2 separate regions of the Homo sapiens genome follow, and region 1 is linked to region 2. Evidence: read pairs that join two places in POLR2A ChIA-PET (ENCODE). Cell type or tissue: PC-3. All regions are shown on one strand.

What was found. Peaks named below come from ENCODE experiments on the same cell type or tissue, not always from the same donor. Only the 100,000 strongest peaks of a DNase experiment are listed, where the experiment ranks them.
Region 1: POLR2A ChIA-PET joins it to region 2 with 7 read pairs; 2 of 35 experiments call an interaction of 5 or more read pairs at or near these places.

Annotation. Positions count from the first base shown.
Region 1 is chr6:154,484,360-154,492,359 of GRCh38, forward strand. All of the region lies in intron 1 of CNKSR3 (CNKSR family member 3), which reads right to left. Among named protein-coding and RNA genes, the nearest start is that of CNKSR3, 22 kb to the right of the region's middle. In PC-3, no CTCF peak of the experiment used is centred here; a DNase peak (open chromatin) is centred at 4,622; H3K4me3 peaks cover 720 bases; H3K27ac peaks cover 2,593 bases.
Region 2 is chr6:154,295,348-154,303,347 of GRCh38, forward strand. The region is part of intron 1 of IPCEF1 (interaction protein for cytohesin exchange factors 1); the gene reads right to left. Among named protein-coding and RNA genes, the nearest start is that of IPCEF1, 57 kb to the right of the region's middle. RefSeq lists an enhancer at 7,247-7,296. In PC-3, no CTCF peak of the experiment used is centred here; DNase peaks (open chromatin) are centred at 3,194 and 6,954; H3K4me3 peaks cover 550 bases; H3K27ac peaks cover 4,048 bases.

The sequences.
Region 1 (8,000 bases), 190 kb after region 2:
TGAACAGGATTTGCATCTGAGCACTGCCTCATACCCAGTATTTGTTCACTATAAGGATACTCCTGGCCGGGCACAGTGGCTCACGCCTGTAATCCCAACGCTTTGGCAGGCCAAGGCGGGCAGATCACAAGGTCAGGAGTTCGAGACCAGCCTGACCAACATGGTGAAACCCCATCTCTACTAAATACAAAAATTAGCCGGGCATGGTGGTGCATGCCTGTAATCCCAGCTACTCAGGAGGCTGAGGCAGAAGAATCGCCGGAACCCAGGAGGTGGAGGTTGCAGTGAGCTAAGATCGCATCATTGCACTCCAGCCTGGGCAACAGAGCAAGACTCAAAAAAAAAAAAAAAAAAAAGATACTCCTTGTCTCTATCATCTCAAACCTAAATATGATTATCCCCTTCCCCCTCCCCCAAAGAAAATGAATAAATACTTGAAAATAAAAATCAATTGTTACCATCTGGATGGAGGCGAAGCTTCTTTGAGAGTTTAACCAGCACGGGAACACTGATGGCCCACGCTGGGTCTTAAGGCTTGAAAGCTTGAATAGCCACACAGGTCTGGTAGCTGCTACTGACCTCCCTGTCTCAGGCCTTTGGAGAGGTGGTTTTTAGCTTCATTCATCATCACTGCTTTCTCAGACACCAAGACTGCCAATTCCACTGAAGGCAGAGCTGCCAATTAGCTTGGATTTTAACTTCTCTTTATGGGAATTTTTGGTGGATTTTTTCAACTTTTAAGTTCAAAGTACAAGTTTGAAAACTGACAGCATCTAAAATATGATGTACATGAATCATTAATTATGAATCACATCTCCCTACACAGAGTTCCAAACCTATAATGTTTGGGAGGAGAGGATTGGTCTAGGTATCTTACAAATATCTTTTGAAAAGTACTACTCAACACACAAAAATTAGACAAATATTAACTTGGAAACTGATCTAGAAGAAATTATATGTGTTTCTAAAGGGTTGGAAAGGGGCTTCTTTGGCGCATACAGAATTTTCCAGTTTTAAAAGAACTTTTCTACATTAATCACTTACTAAAGCTCTGTTCCAGAAACAGGCACACACTGAATAAAATATAGAAACAGTTTTTTCCCCTGGCTCAAAGATGCCTTACAAAAAGTCTCCTTCATCTATAAAAGGCAAATCAGGTCAACTTTTAAGTTTTTTATTTAACACCTGCATTTCCCAAAACGCATCAGGTATGAGTCCTGCTCACCATAAGACCAAATCTGTTCTTAATACGAACAGCGTGATTCACGTCACTCCAGGTTACTCCCTGCAAGGCGCCTCTTTGACACGGTGGGCATCATTCTTTCTCCTCGCTGCACAGGCAATCTAAAAGTCCCTTGAGAAGTTTGAGACTTTCTGTGATTTGGAAACTGAAGAAGCAACTCTGGTGACTAAGGAACAGGGGTAATCACCCTTCTGGTGGTTGCTTCTGTAAGATCTGCTTCTATAAGTTACTCCCAACAGTGCTTATAGGAGCAGATCTTTCCAAATAACTTCTTGGCTCCCAAGAAGAACCGGGCTGGTTTCCTTAATTGGGCTTGGCGCGACGGGACACCTTCCATCTGGGGCTGTTCTGCCAGGACAATAACTCACTGGCATACCCACTACATCGTGGACACACCCATGTATTACTGCCACACCCACCAGTTATCAAAAGCAGCAGTAAAGCAGGAAATGTAGTAAGTGTTGGGTATTAACTATGGTAAAACAAGAGATATGGCCTTCAAGGGTGTGCCTTTGTGGATGCTTCCCCTCGGCCGTGTAATGCCTACTCTACACGTCAATATCGCCAGCCCTCAGGTCTCTTTATGCTAGTGGAAGAACTGAGGAAAGACATTTAAGAACTCACTTACCATCACCCCTCGACAGCATGACATTTAAAAAGGTACAACTGTCTTCTCTTTTCTCTCTCTCTCTTTTTCTTTTTTTTTTTTTTTAGACGGAGTCTCACTCTGTCTCCCAGGCCAGAGTGCAGTCGTGCGATCTCGGCTCATGGCAGCCTCCGCCTCCTGGCTTCCAGTGATTTCTCCTGCCTCGGCCTCCTGGGTAGCTGGGATTACAGGCACGGGCCACCACGCCCAGCTAATTTTTATTTTATTTTATTTTATTTTATTTTATTTTATCTTATTTTTTGAGATGGAGTCTTGCACTGTCACCTAGGCTGGGGTGCAATGGCACGATCTTGGCTCACTACAACCTCCCCCTCCTGGGTTCCAGCAATTCTCCTGCCTCAGCCTCCCAAGTAGCTGGGATTACAGGCACACACCACCACACCCAGCTAATCTTTTGTATTTTTAGTAGAGACGGGGTTTCACTATGTTGGCCAGACTGGTCTCGAACTCCTGACCTCAGGTGATCCGCTTGCCTCGGCCTCCCAAAGTGCTAAGATTACAGGCGTAAGCCACTACACCTGGCCATCTTTTCTTTTTTTAAAATATTTTTTAATTAAAAATTTTTACTTTTTTAAGTTAAAATAGAGACAGGGATCCCACTTTGTTGCCCAGGCTGGTCTCGAACTCATGGGCTCAAGCAGTCCTCTCGCCTCAGCCTCCCAAAGTGTTGGGATTACAGGCATGAGCCACTGTGCCCAGCCTTCTCCTCTTTTTTTGCGGGGGCAGGTGGTGAGGGGGTTCAAGTGATTCTCCTGCCTCAGCCTCCTGAGTAGCTGGGACTACAGGCACGTGCCACCACACCCAGCTAATTTTTGTATTTTTAGTTTCAACACCATTTCATATTAACACACTGCATAAAGGATGTGGGATCCAGTTTTCTCTTTACCATTCCTCTCACCAATGGGCAGTTTACTATTTATAAAAGGCAGAGTATCCTTGTTTGATTTGAGATTGAAACTACCCCGTTGGAAGATGTGATTTTTTTTTCCAGGATATGCCTGAGTTCTATGCAACAAAAGTAGCACCTAGGCTTTATTAAGCACTTAAAATATGGCTGATATTATGATAAATGCTTCACTCACATTATCTCATTTAGCCCTGAAAACAAATCCTGAAAGTTTAGTAACAGCATGATTCCAAGTTTAAAGATGAGCTAGTTGACTAAACAATGTACATAAATTGGCCAACGTCAGGCAACCATGAGAGGAGTAAAGGATCCAAACTTGGGCAGCTCCTGAACAGCCCTGGTTCTCCAGTACTGTGTCACCCTGCAGCAGCCACAATGTTTCAGAATGAGGAACGGCCCACCCACAAACACACTGATTTATCCAGCCCCAACAGAGACAGGAAGAGACTGTGAATGAATGGACACATGAATACATTTTCTCTCCAGGCAAAATCCCTAAAAGTAAAACAATTATTCTCTATTGCAGGCAATTAACTACAGGCATGTGCTCCCACCTTTACCCAAAACAGACGCGCTGAAGCCAGAGCCATGGTTTTTATAGGCTGATTCCAACTTTGTTGGACAAAGAGACTTTAGGGTTTTACCTTCTTCCCTGTCAAATATTTACCAAAGACCTTTATTGCCAGGGCCCTAATTTGAACAAACAGATGCCATCCTTGACCATCTCAAGGACAAATGTTAACACTACTATCACTTGACTTTGAGATGAAAATAATTATTTTTAAAAGAGAAAAAAGAATGTTAACTACATGAAACAAAAAACAAACCAAACAACTCTAATCTTTACATCTTATCAACAGTATGTCACTCTCACTATAACTTTAGATCTGTAAAGCGCAAACAAAACTAGCAATAACAACGATAAGATCTAAACTATGCAATCTGCTTTTATAAGAAAAGTAAGGTAGTCTTATAATGTTTTTATAATGTTATAGTTACATAATTACCACCAAAGATGATAATTACCAACCTTAACCCACAAAATTGGTGTGAGATCTTTTGATGACAATTAAGTCATTATAACAGATTGATTTCACATCATTTACCACTCCCAGGAAGTCTACCACAGTTTCATTTAACAAGGCAGATTCTTCTTAGATTTCTTCCTGAATTCCTAAGGTTGCTTATGGACATTTGTACTTTTTTATTTCTTTGTTATTAGTTACTACTCTTAGGAAATGTTCCTTTTCTCCTTAATTCATGAGAGCATGACTTTAGGAGATGGAATTTCTACAGCATGACTGGAACATTACATATCAAGTTAAAGTTCATCTTAAAATCTGAAAATACGAAAAAGATACTAATCCACATGCTATCTTAAGGAAATATTTTTTCAATATTCATTCTAGGGATGGATCTTTTTAAAAGATAAAAGAAAAGAAATAAGAACACCCTCAGGATGTGAAAACAATTGATACCAAAAAAAGTTACAAAACACAATTTCAAATTGCTAAAATATACAGATGAGGATGCTAAATTCAAAGTTAAAATAACAGCTATCCATGTCCTCCAAGAGATCATATACTCAGAAATCATGACTGGGGTCAGGGGTGACAGGAGCAGAAAAATTGGGACTTTTTTAAAAAGGTAACTATTAAAAACTTAAAATGTACCTTGTTAAATTACTTTCAAATCACATTCCACTGAATTCTAACTTTGGACTGTTGAAAATGGAAGCTTTCCCAGAACTGAGTGTACGTTTAACCCCAGGAATGATGCGACAACCTCAACCACATGAACAATCTGGAAAATGACACAAAGGGGAGGGCGAGCGGCCACACCCTTCAGAGGTGGGGTTTTGTGGGTTTTGAGTTTTTTTTCATTCTGCCTAATCAATTCCCATTCATTTCAAGTATAACCTGTGTGTTCTTACAGGGTTCAGGAACTCAGAAATAAATACCCACATGGCTGCTTCTGGATCTGGTACAACAAATATATGATTCCCCTGGGCCTGTGTCTGAGATGCTCACTGTATGTATTTTCAAGATTTCGGTGTAAAGTCACCCTATTGCTGCTGGGCACGATGACTCACGCCTGTAATTCCAGCACTTTGGGAGGCCAAGGTGGGCAGATCACTTGAGGTCAGGAGTTCAAGACTAGTCTTGGTAACACGGTGAAACCACATCTCGACTAAAAATACAAAAATTAGCCTGGTGTGGTGGCGCACGCCTGTAGTCCCAGCTACTTGGGAGGCTGAGGCACAAGAATCGCTTGAACCCGGGAGGTGGAGGTTGCAGTAAGCCGAGATCCCACCACCGCACTCCAGCCTGGGTGACCAAGTGAGAGTCCATCTCAAAACAAACAAACAAACAAACAAACAAACAAAGTCACTCTATTGTATATTAGCGTATGGGTATAAATACTAATAAATACTAGGTACACTGAAATCGGGGGATGAGGAGTGTTCTGTTGGAAATACTGGATTATATTGTTTATCTTACATGTACCCTTCTTTGGGGGCGTGGGGTTAGGGAATCCTAACCCTCAGATGATTGATATTTCTAACCACTTCCAGAGAAAAAATTCCAACCAATGCTATGCTTTGGCTTATCCCACCAGAGTGAAGTCTCTGAACATATAAAGACTAAATTACATACTAAGCTAGAAACAATTCCTAATCGTTCATCAGCAAGGGGCAGCAGATCACAGGTGATAACACAGAAAACACCCACACCTCAAGGTGTGACCTCCGGGGAACACTCCCCTCCAAACTTCCGCCGTCTGGGCTCCTCCGCCTTCCCCCACCCCAGTCTCCCTCCTCTCCATTCATCATGGCTCCCCTTTCCTCTCCCACTCCCTGTCAGCCCAAACTCCCATCTCTTTTTTTTAGCTCAGGTCAATGTGTTAGTAGTTTCTTCTTTCTTTAATGAAGAGTTTTTAATGTTTTCTTATGCTTAAAGTCAGCTCAGTTTTACATTTCACAGATCAAAGGAAATAAATACCCAGTAAGTCAAGTTCCTTTTTGCACAGAGCCTTTCAGTGACATTTCCCCTGGAGATCCAGGAGCTTCCCCTACAGTAGGGTGACTGGGCCACTGCAGGTCTAAAACCCAGTTAGTGCTACATCCCATTAAAGAGAGGACAGTGCCTGCCTGATAGAATTCTGAATCAAATAATGAGCCCTAAAAAATAAATACACATGTATGCATATTTATATGTATGTATCTAAGTATATATATCATATGTATTATGCATGTATATATGATATATAATATGCATATGTATCCATGTATTGTGTGTGTATATACGTATACAATATATCTAATATGTATAATGTATCTATTATATGTGTGCACACACAATACATAGATACAAATACACACACAGTTCCTCCACAAAGGAAGGCCACGAAAAGATCTTCATTCTTTCCTTGGATCCCACCTGCTTGGAGACTTACAGAGGGGCTTGGTGATCTAACATCCCACTCCCGACTCTCCAGCCTCATCTATTTCCATTCACCTCACAACAGAGCCACCACATCGGCTTCTTTCAGTGGCTGACAATGTCAAAATGCCATGCTGTCTCTTGCCTCCCAGTTTTCTGCCAAGAACATTCTCCTGCCCTAGACAGAGCTACCTCCTGCTCATCCTACAAGTCTCTATTTATTTTATTTAAATTTTTTTTTTTTGAGATGGAGTTTTGCTCTTGTTGCCCAGGCTGGAGTGCAATGGCATGATCTTGGCTCACTGCAACCCTCTGCCTCCCGGGTTCAAGTGATTCTCCTGACTCAGCCTCCTGAGTAGCTGGGATTACAAGCGCCCGCCACCATGCCCGGCTAATTTTGTATTTTTAGTAGAGATGAGGTTTCTCCATGTTGGTCAGGCTGGTCTTGAACTCCCGACATCAGGTGATCCGCCCACCTCGGCCTCCCAAAGTGCTGGGATTACAGGCGTGAGCCACCGCGCCCGGCCCAGGTCTCAATTTAAATGTCTCTTCCTCCAGGAAGCCTTCTCTTGTGGCGCCCATTCATAACTGCATGAGATACTCCTCCCTCTGCACTTCTATGATGCCCTGTAGTCTAAATGCCTGTTGATTTGTCTGTATTCCACTTAACTGAAGTCACCAAACAAAGACAGCCCCTGTCTTATTCACTGCACCTAGAAAAGAACTTGACAAACGGTAGGTACTCAATAAACAGCTGGTGAATTCTATTTCAAGTTGATTGGTTTCTCTCCAGTTGCACCAGTTTTCCTGCTAACAAATGCCTTCCACCTAGGGTCTGTACCAGACATGACATACATATGATTTCATGGCATTCTGAATGTTTCAGATAAATCTTAAAAGATATAAAGGTAAATACTTAATAACAAGGAATTCTTCCAAGGTTTTGGATCTGTCCATTACAAATCTTTTCTACTTACATGGGTAATTATAGAATAACACCAAACTCAGAGAGAGAGCTATTTACTCATTTCCTGATCTTCATTTCCAAAACAATGTGAAAAAAAAAAATGAAGAGATAATTTCTGCTGAATAACTCTTCTCTGTAGAAGCCACCAGTACATAGTCATTCACTAAATGAATGGCATTGTTAGTATTAAAATAAGGGATTGCATAATCTACAGTGTCCTGTTACCCAGTTCAGGGAGGGCATAACATGTCCCCATTTATCAGATATCTAGTTACCAAACAGCTGATTACAGATTTTAAAGGAATTAAAATAAAACGCATTCAGCATCCTGAGAATACAAAGAGCTGTGTGCATTGAGGGAGGTGCTTCACGAGCAGGTGGTTTCTTAGGACATCGATTCCTCTCCTCCTGTTTGTTCTTGAATTTACTCATCAGCTGTGTGTCCCACCAACCCACCAAAACCACCCTGTCAAGTTCACCAACCTGCACACAGCTAACTAGATACAATAGTCAATTCTCAGTCATCCTCTCACTGACCTCACAGCAGTATTTGCCCCAGTTGATCACTACCTTGTTCTGGGAACACCTCCTTCGCTTGCCTCTGGCCATCACCCTCTCCTATTCCTCTTCCTACATACTGGCAGCAACTTCACTGCAATCCTTGCTGGTTGCTCAGCTCCCAGATTTCTAAAGGCTGCGATGCCCTAGATTCCTTTCCTTGTCTCCCTACTCTCACTCACTTGGTGAGGTCATCCAGTCTCAAAGATTTAATA
Region 2 (8,000 bases):
TGGCATCTGCCGCTGTGGCTGCTGTTGACTGCTCTGTTGGCAGCTGCCACTCCATTGCTCACGGGTGGCTGCCGTGCTGCCCCCAACCTCCTCTGGACACCCCCATCTCACCGCACCCCACCACCAACACACACACACACCTCTTTCTGCTCATTGATGAGGACTTTCCATAGTGGCACACACTTTGCTGTGAGCATTGCTTGGGGAACAGAGAGCACAGGGGGTCTAGGTCAGCGACGCCTGCACAAGGATCTGCTGCCTCTTCCCACACTGCTAGACTTCTTGGCTCATCTTGGCTTTTGCCAGCAGCCCCATGGCTCTCCCTCCAGTCCAGCCTTTTGTGGATCTGAGTCCATCAGCTAAGTCTGTACATGTCTAAGCTAAAACTGCAGAGAAATTTAGCCTCTCTTGCCCAGGGCTTTGGGACTCTTGCAATACTCCTGGTCATGCCTCTGTCCTGAACTGTCTGGAGCTCTCTGACAGCCAGGAGGTGACTGCCTGTCACACACATGTGCACACGCACACACACACACACACACACATGCGTACACACACACACACACGCACACACACACACACACACACACACTCTTAGCAGTTGGCTGGCCGCCATCTAATGTAGCAGGTCATGTTAGCACACTGTCTTCCCTGACACTGTTCAAAATATTAGTCCCAAATTATTAGCTATATGAAGGAGCTGACAGCTACTACTCTCAAACTTCTCAGTGTTCTGAGTCTAAATATGCTGTGGGCTCTGTGCATACATTTCATGAGGATAAAGGAAGCACAGGGAGATAGGGAAGAAAGGAACAAAACAGGAATGAAGGGAAAGGAGCCCTTTTGGGCAAGCAGATTCCAAGGGGTGCTCTTGTTGGGTTTTGACCACCCAGAGGGCACCAAGAGGACAGGAACACCAGAGGCAGGGGAAGAGCTGCTATAAGAAGAGGATGTAAAGAAGACAAGGGAGTGTGAAACACAAAAGTCACTTCTCGGATCCACCGTTGCCTTCTCTGCTTCTCCTAGAGGCCAGCGCCACATCTTTTCACCTGTTTAGCCCACCCTCAACTCCACCGCATGCCCTAGAAACTCCCAGGCTAGAGATTCATTTTTGGCAACTACCAACACCCAGGAAAAACTCTGTCTGTATCTCTCCTTGACCAAAACGTATGTACCACCTAAAATGTTGTTAAAATGAATATCGGCCGGGCGTGGTGGCTCACGCCTGTAATCCCAGCACTTTGGGAGGCCGAGGAGGGCAGATCACGAGGTCAGGAGATCAAGACCATCCTGGCTAACACAGTGAAACCCCATCTCTACTAAAAATACAAAAAATTAGCCAGGCATGGTGGCGGGCGCCTGTAGTCCCAACTACTCGGGAGGCTGAGGCAGGAGAATGGCGTGAACCCAGGAGGCGGAGTTTGCAGTGAGCGGAGATCACCCCACTGCACTCCAGCCTGGGCGACAGAGAGAGACTCCGTCTCAAAAAAAAAAAAAAAGAAAAAAAAAGAGAATATCATCCTCAACGGTTTTGGATAAAAACAGACAAAGAACATTAAAGTGAGAAAGGCTGACAGGGCCCCAGCCACAGTGGAAGTCAGGAGGATTGGATGCAGATCCTAAATGTGCGATATAAGATGACGCTGCTCTCTCTGCTTCCCCACTGGTCCAAAGTCATTACATTTCTTTTTTTCTTTTCTTTTCTCTCTCTCTCTTTTTTTTAAATAGGGTCTCACTCTGTCACCCAGCCTGGCATGATCATGGCTCGCTACAGTTGCAACCTCCCCAGGCTCAGGTGATCCTCCTGCCTCAGCCTCACTGAGTAGCTGGGACTGCAGACACACACCACCACACCTAGCTAATGTTTGTATTTTTTGTAAAGACGGGGTTTCACCATGTTGCCTGGACTGGTCTTGCACTCCTGGGCTCATGCAATCCACCCACCTCAGCCTCCCAAAGTGCTGGGATTACAGATGTGAGCCACCGCGCCCAGCCCAAAGTCATTACCTTTCTAGGTGTTTGGTCCTTCTGGCTTGTAGCAGGTTCCTGACTCAGCACCCCTACCATGAGCATATTTTAAACCCCAGGTTGACGTGCAGGTCTGGCAATGCTATTGGGCAGCCTACATTCAGGGCTCATGGTCACCATGTCCTCACTCTGATTGTGGCTCTGCCAATAACTACAGCATCTATTCCACTTTTTAGAAAACTATGTTGCTTTGACATTTACAAATGCATATTTGCATTGTTGTAAGCTTAAAAATGCAAAAGAAAAAGTTAATAGAGGAAAACAAAAATCACCATCATCCCCAGGTCCACAGGTACCCACTGTGAACTCATTGTGCATTTCCTGTCCACTTTCTTCTATTCATTTTGAAAATTTGTAACATAACAAGGGTCATTCTGTACATACAGTTTTGTGTCTGCAAGGCCTAGTCTTAGAGCTCTGCATGGACGGGGATGACAGCTAATATTTTGGCTGCTTGAGAAGTCACATTTAGATCCTTGCATCACAGTAGAGGCCCTGACATTCCACTAACTTTATTAGGCATGGATGAGATTTTGGACAGCACTCTAATGAGCCGCAGTGCTCTGAAGAGCATTCTTTTCTTATCTCAGCTGTTGAGCGTGAGGTCCCAGGGTGCAGAACAATGTGAAAGTCCACATGAACATTTTCAGTGTTTGAAAACCAGCATATAAAGCACAGAAGTGCTTCTAAGAACAAGGTCAGGAACACTTTTGAGGTTCAATGGGTAGGGTTATCCAAAATAGTTTATTTCATCATTTAGCATTTCTATGTTCTTTTAAATAAAAGCTACATAAATGGCAGAATGCAAAGATTGTTTCAACTAAAAATTCACTGTTAGTTAAAAAAAAATGTCAGATTCAGGATCCTCTGGCTCAATTTCAGAGAACTATAAAAACTTTTTCTAAGAAAACATTTTGAGAACACGTCACAAAATATCTTGTAATAAGCTTTCAGATACACCCCATTTTGATGTAACGATTTCCCAAGTGGTCCCCAAAATGTCTTTGCAGAGTTGGTTCCTAGAGAACCTCTTAATCAAAACTTAAACTAAATGTAAGTCAGCAGTTTCACTTTGACTTTGCAAACATTTCATGAGTCATAGTCAATTATATAATCTCGAATCAAGAGGGCATTGTTATTTGTTCATTGAAGAAACAGACTGTGCCCTGCTAATTCAACTGAAAAATGACTCAAACCCAAAGAAAGCAAAGAAAATGGAGAGCAATCTTCCTTTAAAGAGAGAAGAATGGTTAAGAGTCTCTTCTTTCAGCAGAGAATGAGTAACTCTTATATAGGTTACCAACATTATGGCTGGGCGCAGTGGCTCACACCTGTAATCCCAGCACTTTGGGAGGCTGAGGCGGATGGATCACCTGAGGTCAGGAGATTGAGACCAGCCTGATCAACGTGGTGAAACCCCGTCTCTACTAAAATACAAAATTAGCCAGGCATGGTGGCGCATGCCTGTAATCCCAAGTACTTGGGAAGCTGAGGCAGGAGAATTGCTTGAACCCAGGAGGCGGAGGTTGCAGTAAGCTGAGATAGCCCCATTGCACTCCGACCTGGGCAACAAGAGCGAAACTCCATCTCAAAAAAAAAAAAAAGATTACCAATATTAGCATTGTGCACATGCATACACACATAATCTAAGGAAGAAGAATGCCAATGTTCCTCTTTATCCCAGGATGTTAACCCAAAGAGTTTAGGAAATACTGCTATTTCTTTCACAAATCAGTTGTGAATCATTCATGCCTTAAAATCCTGTTGTCAGTGGTTAGCATCCTAAAGCCCCTCTCGGTCCTCCCATGAGTGCTTTATTAAGCTGGGATAAAGCTACTCCATGCCCAACAATAAGCAAGGCTCTGTGCAGCTGAGAGAAGAGACCAGGGGACAATTGCTGAGAGCCTAGGGGAGGTGGGCGGGTCCACACTTAGCAGTTTCACTTGGGCTGCAGGGCATACTTTCATTCAAAGAAAGAGTCTTTCATGGAATCAACCCAAATGCCCATCAATGACAGACTGGATAAAGAAAATGTGGCACATATATATCATGGAATACTACGCAGTCATAAAAAGGAATGAGATCATGTCCTTTGCAGGGACATAGATGAAGCTGGAAACCATTATCCTTAGCAAACACTGCATGCCCTCACTTATAAGTGGGAGCTGAACGATGAGAAAACATGGACACATGAAGGGGCACAACACACACTGACTAGGGCTTCTAGGGGAGGTGTGGGTACTGAGAACATCGGGAAAAACAGCTAATGCATGCTGGGCTTAATACCTAGGTGATGGGTTGATAGGTGCAGCAAACCACCGTGGCACACATTTACCTATGTAACCAACCTGCACATCCTGCACATGTATCCTGGAACTTAAAACGAAATAAAATAAAAAATTAAAGATGGGTTGATGGATGGATAGAGGGATGGATAAAAGGACTGATAAGCAATAAAGCAAATACCATAAAATGTTTAAAAAAAGAAAAGAAAAAAGAAAGTAGTCTATGACTTAAAAAAAAAAACTTGGAAAACTGTGAATCTATACTCTTCAATTTTGCAAAAATTTAGCAATTCTGTGCCCGAATCATGTATAACATTCATCAGTTGGCATATTACTTTAAAAATGAAACCCCGAAGTGAATGAAGACTTCACCTCACCAGTCATTTTCCAAGCCCCATGCATGGAGGAAGCATTTCTCCCATGACTGCGAACGGTGTTTTGTCTTCCCTCCCAAAAGGAAAGAACAATTACTTTACAACTTCATGAAAGCTGAAATGCAGGCAGACCTCTTTGTGGGTAAAGTCTAAAGCAGATGCAATTTTAGGTTAAACATAGAGTATTATTACTTATTCTGATTCTTCAACTGAGCCTCTGAAAATATTTATTTTCTATTTGTTTAAATGTAGGTATTGAGAGACATGGCTTCCTTTTTTCTTTCTTTGTTAAACAAATGCTCAGATGTGATGGCTCATGCCTGTAATCTCAGAATTTTAGGAAGCTGAGGCAGGAGGATCGCTTCAGGCCAAGAGTTCCAGACCTGCCTGGGCAACATATGATGACCCACGTCTCTACAGAAAAATGTAAAAATTAGCCAGGCATGGTAGCGTGCACTGTAGTACTTAGCTACTTGAGAGGCTGAGGTGGGAGGATCCCTTGAGTTTGGGAGTTTAAGGATACATTGAACTATGATGACAACAGTGCACTCCAGCCTGGGTGACACAGTAAGACCCTGTGTCTAAAAACAACAAAAAAACACTAACAATATCAATAACAACAACAAAAAAAGAAGCAAAGTAGATTTTTCCGCCACCCCCCAAAAAACATAAAGTCCAACACGTAAACACCAGATTCCCCATGGGCTTTGAAGAAACAGACATTTTATGCCCCTTAGCAAATTACTCTTGGATGAAATTGGCAGCACTCTACTTCTTTAGGTAAGTAAATAAAGATTGTTATATTTGAAAACAATGGCTTTTATTGTTATGAACTAGGAGTGGCTTTAATGGAGAAGTTGCCCTGTTACTTGACCACTGAAAAGGAAGAGCTACAGACCAGCTATTCTAAACCCAAAGTAATTATTTTGTTAGACTTAGCTCCACATTTAAGTGGCTTATAATCAATAAATCTATAAAACAAGTTAACTCGGCCACTTACTAAAGCATATTTTACAGTCAATTATCTTGGCACATACACCCAAAAGTTATATTAATCACCCTTAAAATATTACATATATGCTGTATTTAAATTTTAGAGTTGAAATCAACATGTAGTTACACCTGTTTAGATTTTCCAGGTTAAAATCATTGTTGTCGTAGTCTATGGTCTACATGTGTATCCCTGATCCCTCACATTATAGTTTGGACTCAGCTGAGATATGAGGAAGGAATGATGAGGGAAGGGACCAGCATTCTTACGTGGATCGTCATCTCCTGGGGCCATGCACTGGTAGGATCTAGAGGTTTGTGATGTTCCCAAACGGTCATGAGACTCTTGGGCACAAGGGTTGAGGCTATCTGATCCAGGCACCCCATAAACCTTGAAATATTAGCATGGTGTTTTGTTAAATGTGTCTGTGTGTGTACCGTTCTCCAGGCTACGAAAGCACTTGTTTAATCTGCAGCATAGAACAGGCTGCATTCTTATTTAATGCTAGGAACACTTAAATCCAACTGGCTGGTTCTCAATCCGTGTCAAAGGCTCAGTTACAATAAACAGTATTTATATAATATTCTTAAAGGTACACCTATTACTCTATATTCCAGAGTTATTTATTGAGCCCTGGGACTTCGGGGGATCATGATCACTGAAATTGTGTGGATAATTTAACGTGATATGTGCATTTACAGCTTTCATCATAGTCTCAAATTGAACCAGGACATATAAAAAGTAAGAATCACTAATCCACATTTTAAGATTAAGTATCTCAAAGGAGGTAGTACTAATAAGTAAAAATAAATAATACCTTATACTCTCAAAAGGTTAAAAAAATTATACTAAATATTTTAAATCTAGATTCTAATTGAAGGCTTGAAGGCATTTGGAATGGAATAAACAGCGTGGTGCCTGAGATTTACGATGTGTTGGTTATGACATCTATTTGAGCGCTCATGGAGTTTTGCTGATTTGCTGATTCCTTGTTGTGTGCTGGATGTGTGAGTTTATAGATAGACAACTTCCAAATAAATGAGATTCAACTACACTTCATTTTCTGTGGAAACCATCCAGAGAGTTCTCATTGCTCACATTTGTGGATCTATATACCAATGCAAAGAAATGTTTATTCCAGTCTTTATCTGACAGCTAGCTTCTGTTATTGAGTTAAATCTCCTGAATCCAGTAACAGAAACATTTATAGACCTTGACTCCACAAACCACTAGGTTCTGCTGTCAGAAATCTCTGAGTCACGCTCACTTCGAGAGGCAGCAAAACCAAATTTGCCCACTTCCTCTTTCTTGTGTGCTTTATTTGTCTCATTTAGTTGTAACCACATGATATGGTGGGGGGAGTCTGGACACATATGGAAATCCTGCTTCTGCCTCCCACTAGCTGTAGGACTTTGGATAAACTATTATTCTCTCCAAGTCCCAGCTTTTTCTTTTCTTCTCTTTAGTGGGGGAAGGGGGTTTTGCTGTGTCTCCCAGGATGGAGTGCAGTGGCATGAGCTCAGTTCACTGTAGCCTCAACATCCCAGACTCAACTGATCCTCTCACCTCAGCCCCCCGAGTAGCTGGGACTATAGACATGTGCCACCACGCCTGGCTAATGTTTATATTTTTTGTGGAGACAGGGCTTCACCATGTTGCCCAGGCTGGTCTCGAACTCCTGAGCTTGAGCGATCCCCCAGCCTCGGCCTCCCAAAGTGCTGGGATTATAGACATGGGCCACTGTGCCTGGCCCAAGTCTCAGATTTTTCATCTGAAAAGTGACTATAACTTAGGACCCAGGGTGCTTGTAAGGATTAAATGACATAATTTTCATGAATTTACCCAGTTGTCATCAGGCACTTAGTAGATGCTTAATAATTACTTATTTCTTATCCTTTCCCACCTTCCTTTATTTTGTGTATTGACTCTGCAACACCCAAATATATGGATCACCATCACTACTTATCATCTTTAGTGAGGCAATGTTGACCAGCAACCCAACAGCTTTAGTAAATCTTCCTAAGTTCCCATCAGATTTTGAACGCAACTATATTATAGCTATGATAGCACTTTTTTTTTTTTTTTTTTTGACAGAGTCTCGCTCTGTCACCCAGGCTGGAGTGCAATGGCACAATCTCAGCTCACTGCAACCTCTGCCTCCCAGATTCAAGCTATTCTCCTGCCTCAGCCTCCTGAGTAGCTGGGATTACAGGTGCATACCACCACGCCCGGGTAATCTTTGTATTTTTAGTAGAGACGGGGTTTCACCATGTTGGCCAGGCTGTTCTCAAACTCCTGACCTTGTGATCCGCCCACCTCGGCCTC